Linked DNA regions of Homo sapiens: region 2 is linked to region 1. Evidence: chromatin contacts called from ENCODE Hi-C or POLR2A ChIA-PET data. All regions are on one chromosome and are shown on one strand. The core of a region is the stretch at or near the end of the contact, and the rest is flanking DNA. Distances in the headings are between cores, read along the strand shown. Region 1 holds the start of BMF (Bcl2 modifying factor). Region 2 holds the start of INO80 (INO80 complex ATPase subunit).

Region 1 (4,439 bases), core at 1,103-3,602:
TTTACCATGCAGGGCTGTGATGAAGCACACAGAGCTTTAGCATCTCAGGTGGGTCAGGAGAGCTACGATGGCCCCAGCCCTCAGGGCCTGTGCTGTCCCAGAGGGCAGATTCAGAGCTGCTGTGGCCTTGAGTTTCACTCTTGAACCGAAGGAATGCTCAGGGGCACCACTGGCCAGCCTGAGACACTGGTCTGATAGGAAAGCAAATGAGAAGAGAAGGATGGAAGGAAGGAGCGGAAGGGAGTCGGTGCATTGGAAATCACGGAGGGCTGCCGGTGCCCTTCACAGAGGCTAGGTTTGGTTTCTGTATCTCCCTACATGTAGCAGGAGTGCAAGGTCACTCTGACCAGCTCAGACATGCACTTTTGGCCAAGCCTCTGGGTAAAATAATATACCTCCTTTTGGCTTAGTGCCTTTTGCTGGAAATCTATCAATTTCGGGGGACTGTGCTACTGGCTAACCTTGACTCCCCACTCTTTCCCTTTTCCCTCTTTGTCCTTTGGAGACAGTATTTTTCTATTCTAGCAACCACAGCCCTCAATATGGCTGGTTCATTCTGTTTCAGGTGACTTCTGAGGGAGCAAAGGAAAGAATGATGGGAAAAAGGTACAAGGAGACTTCAGGCTCTATTGGGCTGAAGGTCCCAGCTCCACTGAACTTAAATCTAAGTTTACAACCCAGAGAGCAGCTCGGTGGTCAGAGCACTGCTGAGCCCTACTGCCCCTGGTGGGTCAGGGTTGTTGCAGGACTGGCTCCCTCTCACTGCTCTCTGGACTCATCATTTTATCTTTCCTAAAACTCAGGCTTGGTCAAGTCACTCATCTCCAATAAAATCTTTGCTGCCTCCCCTTTATAAAATACAGATTCTTCAGTCTGGCATTCCAGGGACACCTCTGTAGTCTGACCTGAACCCACCTGCCCATGCCTACCGTTCGTAAATCTCAGTGTGCACCCAATGATCCAGTCACCAAGCCTCCCTCTGCTCCCTGCACAGGTAAGCTCTCCAGCTCAGCACTTCAGTCTGCTACCCTTAGGCCTGGGCTATTCTTTTTTATTTTATTTTATTTTTATTTTTTTGAGACGGAGTCTCATTGTCGCCCAGGCTGGAGTGCGGTGGCGCTATCTCCGCCCACTGCAACCTTCACCTCCTAGGTTCAAGCAATTCTCCTACCTCAGCCTCCCAAGTAGCTGGGATTACAGGCATGCGCCACCACGCCCGCCTGATTTTTGTATTTTTAGTAGAGACAGGGTTTCCCGTGTTGGCCAGGCTGGTCTCCAACCACTGAGCTCAAGTGAACCACCCGCCTCGGCCTCCCAAAGTGTTGGGATTACAGGCGTGAGACATGTGCATCTGGTTTTCCTTATTGAAAAATATTTCCCATTCAATTTAAAAGCTGTCTCCCTGAGGCCTTCTCCAGCCTTTGTATTCTGAATTTTTCTGCATTCCTCAATAGTCATTATCCTTGGAATGAATACAATTCCAATAACTTTTCACTATTTTCAGGGCTACCTCTCCTAGTAGACTGTAAGCTCCTTGAGGGCAGACGCCAGGTTTCTGGCACTCAGCCCAATATCTGGCACAGAGTAGGTGCTCGGTAAATGCCTGTGAAGTAGCCCATAGACTCCCTTACGCGGTCTGCAGGACATGCTGCTCTCCTGGCAGCACCAGCACAGTCTCTAAATGCTGCCATATGCGAGATATGTGTCAACCGCTCAAGCAGCCCCGGCCTTCTTGAGCGCTCCGCTTCTCAGCCAGGTGCTTATTTTGCCAGTGCCCACGCCCAGTCAAGAAGAGGACCTAAGGGCTCCCCTGGATGTGTTTGTTTCAAACACACCTTCAGCTTTGGAGCTGCAGTTTTCTTCCGACCTGCTCGGCAGGCGGGAGGGAGCTTTCCCCTGAGGCTGGGATCCCATAGGGACCCGCACCCTGCACCCTGCACCCACTGGACGCACCAGCCTCATAAAAAAACTCCCCGCCTCCTTCCCCCCTCCCTTTGTGGACGCGCAGCAATTATTCTGCCCATTGCCGTGAAAAAGAAGACAAAAGTTACTTTGGCGCCCCCTCTCCCACACCTAATACAGAGGATTCAGGGACTCTCTGGCGCTTCCAGAGCCTGTGTTAGGGACAGAATCCGCACTGGCGACGGCGCTCCGACTGCGCTTCTGGCGACGGTCGGAATTTTGCTCGGCCCCTTGCAATGTTTCCATGGGAAGGTTCGTACATTCGTGACCGTCCCTGGCAGCGGCCCAGCCCGGGACTTGGCGCTTCACTCGCCATTGGTCAGTCCTCGGCGTGACGCGCAGGGGGGCGGGGCCTCATCAGCTGTTTGCGGGATGCCCCGAGCAGGCGTATTTTGGAAACAATACCGCACCGTGCGGAGTGGCCTCCTCCCGCCCCGGCCTGTGCCCGCCGCCGCCGCCGCCCCTGCCTGCGCCTCCCGCCTCCTGCCGCAGCCCGGTGAGCGCCCGGGTGGCCGCCGGGGGCCGGGCGGAGTTGGATCGCAGCTCCTTGGGGAAGTGGGGAGCGGAGTCGCGCTGCGCACGGGGGCCCGGGAAGGGTTTGGGCTGCGGACGTCTGGGGTGACCATGAAGAACTGGGGCGCTGGGGTGAGGGAACGGGGTGCAGAACCCACAGTTGGGTGCGCTGCTCCAAGAGGGAACTTGGGGGTAGCATTTGGGACTCGAAGGAGTTGGGTCCAGGTAGGCAGGGGAACCTGGGGTGCACTGCTGAGCAGACCTGGGCGCCCGAGAACGGCCCAGCCTCTGGGTCTGACTTTGGGATAGGACAGGAGCTGTGGGGCATCCTGCCTCTCTGCGGAGTCTGAAGGCTCCTCTCCTTAACAGCTGGGCTTTTTCCCTCCTTCCCAATCGAGTCTGGGCGTCCAGCCCCCGAGTGCTCGTCACGCTGGACCCTGGCGCGGAGCCCTGGCATCACGACTCGGAGGCCGAGACTCTCTCCTGGAGTCACCCAGGTCTGGGGTGTGTGTGTGTGTGTGTGTGTGTGTGTGTGTTCCTAGTCACTGTCGAGGATCTGGGTGTCTGACTACTGCCTTCTCCTAAGAGGAGGAGGAGTCTAAGTTCAGCATCCCTCTTCCAGCCCTTAGGGGTTGGGATGGCTGCAGCGGGGCTTGAGTTCCTTTGCTAGGAATAAAGCATTCCCTGGCCCTGTTCTCAGGAAGTGCCCTCCTCCTCCCACCGCTCTGGACATCACCTCTTAAGCTCAGGAGAAAAATTTCACCCTCTCTTAGTTTACCCTTGACCTTGGCCAGCACCCCTCCAGAGGCGCCCACCTACAGGCAAGCCACCTACAGTTTGTGGAGCGTGAGAGGGGTCCCTGGGGCTTGCAGAGCCACACCTTCTGGCTGCACCTCCCCCACTGTCCAGTCCAGGCAAAGGTTGAACTTTGGGGCTTTGCTGGGAGGGGGAGGGGAAGGTGATAGGCTTCAAAGGAAAAACCAAGACAATGACTCGTGCTGGTGATTGGCTTTGAGGGCCCCTTCTTAGGTCAAGATTGCTAGCCTGAGAAGAGGAGGTTGGAGAGCTGGAGGGGAGCCCCTGCCAGGTGACTGGCGGGACAGCACTTGGTCCTTTCATCAGGAAATTTTGTTTCCTGTTGTTAATAAGCTGGAGTGCACCACCTCACCCCCCTCCCCATACACACACACACACACACACACACACACACACACACACACACTTGGGAAACACGGTCCAAAGAACACCACGTGGCTGCTTGCCATCCTAGCAGGCATCTCCTCATTCTCCAGGGAAGAGGGCACAGACAGGACCATAGACAGCTCAGGGACAGGGATGGGATGGGACGAAGGCAGGGCCCAAGCAAGCAGCTCACAGCTTGTGTTTGGCAAAGGCAGCATTCTGAATTGAACTGAGATTCTTTTAGCTACTTCACCAATCCATAGACCATTTGGCTTGTTCTTCAAAGGCAAGAGACTAGGGGACAGAACCCCCAGGAATCTCTAATTGAGTCTGACAAGAATGAAATTCATCTCTTTTTATCCTTAGCTGTTCAGGTGGTTGCTGCTTCTGGCTGCTGCAGGGGCCCTAAGCAGTTCCTGGTATGTGTAGGGAGCTGGGTTGGAAGCTTAAGATGCTGAGTAGCTCCAAGCTCAGACTTTCAAGAGCCATCAGGTGGAGCAAGAGGAACTTCTTTATCACCAAGAAACTCATATCAATAACTTCAGCAGTATAGGCAGTGAGTGAGGTCACAGGGAGAGGGCTGAATTTCACTTCCTTCTGTAAGACCAGTTGTACCAGTCTCAGGTTCAGAGCTGGCAGGAGCGGGAGGCTGTGGAATCAGGGATTTGAAGTCGTGGAGACTAGTGAGGAGACTTAGTTGGGAGAGGCTGGACCTACCCTCTAGGCCAAACTTTGGTGGGCAGACAGCTCAACTCTGCTCAAAGAGAGCCGAGACGGCAGCT
Region 2 (4,698 bases), core at 690-3,189, 1.0 Mb before region 1:
GATCTGCCTGCCTAGGCCTCCCAAAGTACTGGGATTACAGGCGTGAGCCACCGTGCCTGGCCATGCATTCAAGCAAATTTAACTCTTGGTTTTTTTTCTTGAGGCAGAGTCTCGCTCTGTCCCAGGTTGGAGTACAGTGGCTCAGTCTCGGCTCACTGCAACCCCTGCCTCCCAGGTTCAAGAGATTCTCCTGCCTCAGACTCCCGAGTAGCTGGGATTACAGGTGCCCGCCACCACGCCCGGCTAATCTTTTTTTTTTTTTTTTTTTTTTTTTTTCAGTAGAGACGAGGTTTCACCATGTTGGCCAGGCTGGTCTCAAAATCCCGACCTCAAGTGATCCACCCGCCTCAGCCTCCCAAAGTGCCGGGATTACACGCGTGAGCTACCGCGCTTGGCTTGCAAATGTAACTTTTTTTTTTTCTTTTTGAGATGGATTTTTTTTTTTTTCTTTTTGATACGGAATTTCGCTCTTGCTGCCCAGGCTGGAGTGCAATGGTGCGATCTCGGTTCACTGTAACCTCCGCCTCCCAGGTTCAAGCGATTCTCCTGCCTCAGGCTCCCAAGTAGCTGGACTACAGGCACCCGCCACCACGCCCGGCTAATTTTTGTATTTTTAGTAGAGATGGGGTTTCACCATATTGGTCAGGCTGGTCTCGAGCTCCTGACCTCAGGTGATTCGACCACCTGACCTCCCAAAGTGCTGGGATTACAGGCGTGTGGCACTGCACCCTGACACAAATTTAACTTTTTAAAGGTCAGTTAACTCAGCACAAGAAGGCTACTTGATGACCTTAATAAAGTACTTTTTAGTTAAATGCTAAGGGCCAGGTTAAAATGGATTAAAGAATGAGACCCAAAGGAACTGAATTAACAGCATATTTAACTTTCAGTAAGTTCTAATTCTTATCTACACCTAGGCCTTACCCTAGGCAATTCTCACCACACATCCTGGTAGTTGGGTCGATTACATTTATTATGTTGTCTTTTTTGTAGAGACGGGGTCTCGCTATGTTGACCAGTCTAATGGACTGCTCTGAGACGTTTGGCCTGAGGTGATCCTTCCAGGCAGGAGGATCACTTCAGGCCAGGAGACTGGGAACCAGCCCAGTAGACTGGGCAACATAGCGAGACCCCAAGTTTAGTAAATGTGGGTGGCAGTGGACTCAAATTGTAGAATTGGCACAGGTAAAAGCAATTATTCGCTTTTCAGAGGCACACTGTGTGGATGTGAGAACAGGCTGGCATTTCCGATAACAGGTCTGCGTGTTCCCAAGTCCTTGTATCCCACAACCTTCACGTAGACATCTTATCTAACTATGCTGTCCTACCCAACCTATAGCGTTCTTGCTCCCAGAGTCTAAATGGGAGCCCCAAACTAATTACTGTATAGTAGTCGAACTACACACCAGGCACTTCCCCGACAATCTACAACCCCATCCAAAGGGGTCAGAAACTAGTAACAAAATACCAGCTGCGAGCCTCTCCTTCCCCTAAAGAGATCTTATCAACTTGGCTGCACCTTCCCACCTCTAGCCTGCGGGAACAAATATCCCAGGATCCCGGGCGGTTTCGATTGACGTTACTTCCGGGAAAAGTAACCTTGCATCGGCGGTTGCGGGCCTGGAAAGCTCTCGCGACATTTTCTCCTGCGAGATCTGCTTGCTCACTGTAGCGATGACATCCTCCTCCTCCTCCCCGCCGCCTTTCGGCAATCTTCGCCAGTCCCAGTCCCGACTAATCTGTACTCAGATGGCATGGATCAGGGTCTCCCCTCGAACCCCGGTTCGCACGGGGCGTCAGGTGGCAGCGGCGGGGTGCGAGCTGCGCGAGGCCGACGGCAGCGGCACTACGGGTGGCCACGGGCAGGCGACGAGCAGTGAGTGTGGGCGGGGTGGGGGTAAGCCACCCGTGTAGCGGCTCGATTGTTCTGGCCTGGCTATGGCGCCTCTCCTCCCCCCCGCCATGGCTCCCCGTGTCCCTGCTCCGCTCCTCTCAGTGAGTGAAAGTGGCCGCCGCCGCCGCCGGCCCAGCGCCCGCAGCCGCCTCAGCGCCGCCGCCATCTTGGGGTCCCAGGAGCCGCGGAGGGAGCGAGCTAGGAGCGTCCACGCCCAACGCAGTCACCGTCCCACGGCCTCAGAGAGCGAACCGCGGCTCCACCGTCGGCGGGGCGACCCCCCCCTCCGGACCCCGCCCGCACCCCGCCCCCCCTCCGCCGCCGTCGCGGCGGCGGGGCCAGGCGGCCCGAGGTGAGGCAACTAGACGTGGGCGGGCGAACGGAGTGGGGGTTGTGTAGGTCTTGTTGCGCCCCTCTCTGCGGGCGACAACTGGGCCGCGTCTTAAAGGGGCCGTCGCCCCCGGCCCTTGGATTTGTTGGGGTTAGTATGGAGGATGGGTGTGGACACTCCCCGCAGGGTTGGGACCTCAGGGACTAGGGCCTTGTCCTTCCCGTTTCATATCTCTGGAGACCCGGGGTCATGCGGTGACCTCAGCCACCTGAGGAAGCCCGTGGGGCGCCCACACGTGGGGAGTGTGTTAGACCAGGTGCACGTGGGACCCGGTGGGGCGGTGTCGGGCTAACACGTGTGTAGGTTTGGGGGTGGGCAGGGGCAGGGCGGAGGCTGGAAGGCCTTGAGTGGGAACCCCGTGAAGGTTGTGTATCTGTCATTTTAAACAAATGAGATCTAAGGGCTTGTTAGTGTGTCATTTTGTAAGGGGCAAGTTGAGATACGGTTGAATGGTGCACGCTGCTGGCTGGTGTTGGGTGGGGGCAGGCTGACACCTGCATAGACTTGGGAGTGTCTAGATGACACCTCTTCTGGTTTTTTAGGTTTTTACATAGCGACTAGGAAAGTGTCATCCTATTTTGACATTCCTTCTTGAGCTCGCTAATGGAAAGTACTACTTCCGTAATCTCCGAGGCTAGAAGCCCCCTACAGTTTAGGAATGACAGAACCTAGGCAGCCACTTACTATTCTAGTTAACAGCCAACTGTGCCTGGAATTCTTTGATTCACACACTGTCTCTAGTTTGATGTACTTGTTAGAAATGGGGGAAGGAATTTGGAGGTTGACCTGGCTAACGTCACAGGTTACTTTTCCAGTCAGTGACTTTCATTATTTCCTCCACAACAAAATTATTGTGGCTTTTCAGTGGCAACTTAAATTAAATAATAGCTTTATTGAAATATGATTCAAATACCAAAAAATTCCGCTTTCTAAAGCGTATAATTAAGTAATTTTCTGAAACTATATTTATTAAATTCTGTAGCCATCAACCACTATTTAATTCATCACCCTAAAAGAGAATCTCTAGAAGCCATTTAGCAGTCACTCCCCATTCCCCCTCCCTCCAGTCTTAGGTAACTATTAATATATTTTTTGCCTAAATTTACCTAAAAAAGAAACATATGTATCTTTCTTTGCCTAGTTTGTTTCACTTAACATGGTGTTTTCAAGGTTCATCCGTGTTGTAGCAGGTATCAGTACTTAATTCCTTTTTTTTTTTTTTTTTGAGACTGAGTCTCGCTCTGTCGTCCAGGCTGGAGTGCAGTGGCGGGGTCCCGACTCACTGCGACCTCCGCCTCCCAGGTTCAAGCACTTCTCGTGCCTCAGCCTCCCCAGTAGCTGGGATTACAGGCGGCTGCCACCACACCCGGCTAATTTTTGTATTTTTAGTAGAAACGGGGTTTCACCATGTTGGCTAGGCCGGTCTCGAACTCCTGACCTCAAGTGATCCGCCTGCCTTGGCCTCCCAGAGTGCTGGGATTATAGGCATGAGCCACCGCACATGGCCTCATTTGCTTTTAATGCCAAATAATATTCTGTTCTAGTTGCATTTTATGTTTGAAATTTCCAAGCTCCTCCTCCTATAAAACAATTTGAGATCATTATGTGTGGTAAAAGTTGCATACCTTCTAGACTTTAAAATGAATGTTTTTTTTTTTTTGTTTTTTGAGACGGAGTCTGGCTCTGTCGCCCAGGCTGGAGTATAGTGGCGTGATCTCGGCTCACTGCAGCTTCCGCCTCCCGGGTTCAAGCAATTCTCCTGCCTCAGCCTCCTGAGTAGCTGGTATTACAGGCGCCCGCCACCACACCCAGCTAATTTTTGTATTTTTAGTAGAGACGGGGTTTCACCATGTTGGTCAGGCTGGTCTCGAGCCCCTGACCTCGTGATCCACCTACCTTGGCCTCCCAAAGTGCTGAGATTACAGGCGTGAGCCACCGTGCCCGGCTGAATTTTGTTTTTAAGGGATTGAATTCCATCATTTTAGCTTACTGTGTTCTTTTCCTCTACGTTTTATTTCAGTAGAAACCAAATCAATTTTTGAAAGTCTGTAAATTGTGATAGGAAATAATTGTAGTGAGCACAAATGTGATTAGAAAAGTTTATGACTAATAAAAACATTTTGAGTACATCAAGGTGGAAATGTGATTAAGCCAAAGCAACAAATCGAGAGCTATTCTGCTGGGCATGGTGTCTCAAGCCTGTAGTCCCAGTTACTCAGGAGGCAAGAGGATCACTTGAGTCCCTAGTGAGCTATGATTGTGCCAGCGCACTCAAGCCTGGGTGGAGAGCGAGACCCTGTCTCTAAAAACAAAACAAAACTAATTATAAGCTGTGGTGTTAGAGGTTCACTTAATGAAAGTTTGTTGGCCGGGTGCGGTGGCTCACGCCTGTAATCCCTGCACTTTGGGAGAC

The links. A loop is a pair of places that touch in the nucleus more often than their neighbours do. ChIA-PET counts read pairs that join two places held with the same protein, here RNA polymerase II (POLR2A). Pooled maps may share reads with other maps.
Region 2: a map of ascending aorta shows a loop between it and region 1 (10-fold over the local background). The contact joins the promoter of INO80 here to the promoter of BMF in region 1. A Hi-C loop is called at or near these places in 1 of 168 maps with a recorded cell type or tissue (ascending aorta), 1 of 37 single-sample maps with no recorded cell type and 9 of 50 pooled maps. POLR2A ChIA-PET finds 5 or more read pairs at or near these places in 1 of 52 experiments (activated T-cell).

Annotation. Positions count from the first base shown.
Region 1 is chr15:40,106,792-40,111,230 of GRCh38, reverse strand. It overlaps BMF (Bcl2 modifying factor), which reads left to right and starts at 2,352. Exons shown (of 5, transcript NM_001003940.2): 1 at 2,352-2,458; 2 at 2,845-2,972. RefSeq lists silencers at 2,295-2,544, 4,029-4,323 and an enhancer at 3,054-3,749.
Region 2 is chr15:41,113,521-41,118,218 of GRCh38, reverse strand. INO80 (INO80 complex ATPase subunit) reads left to right here and starts at 1,939. Exons shown (of 36, transcript NM_017553.3): 1 at 1,939-2,246. RefSeq lists enhancers at 1-735, 1,452-1,551, 1,517-2,296, 2,362-2,441, 2,492-2,541 and 2 more and a silencer at 1,992-2,261.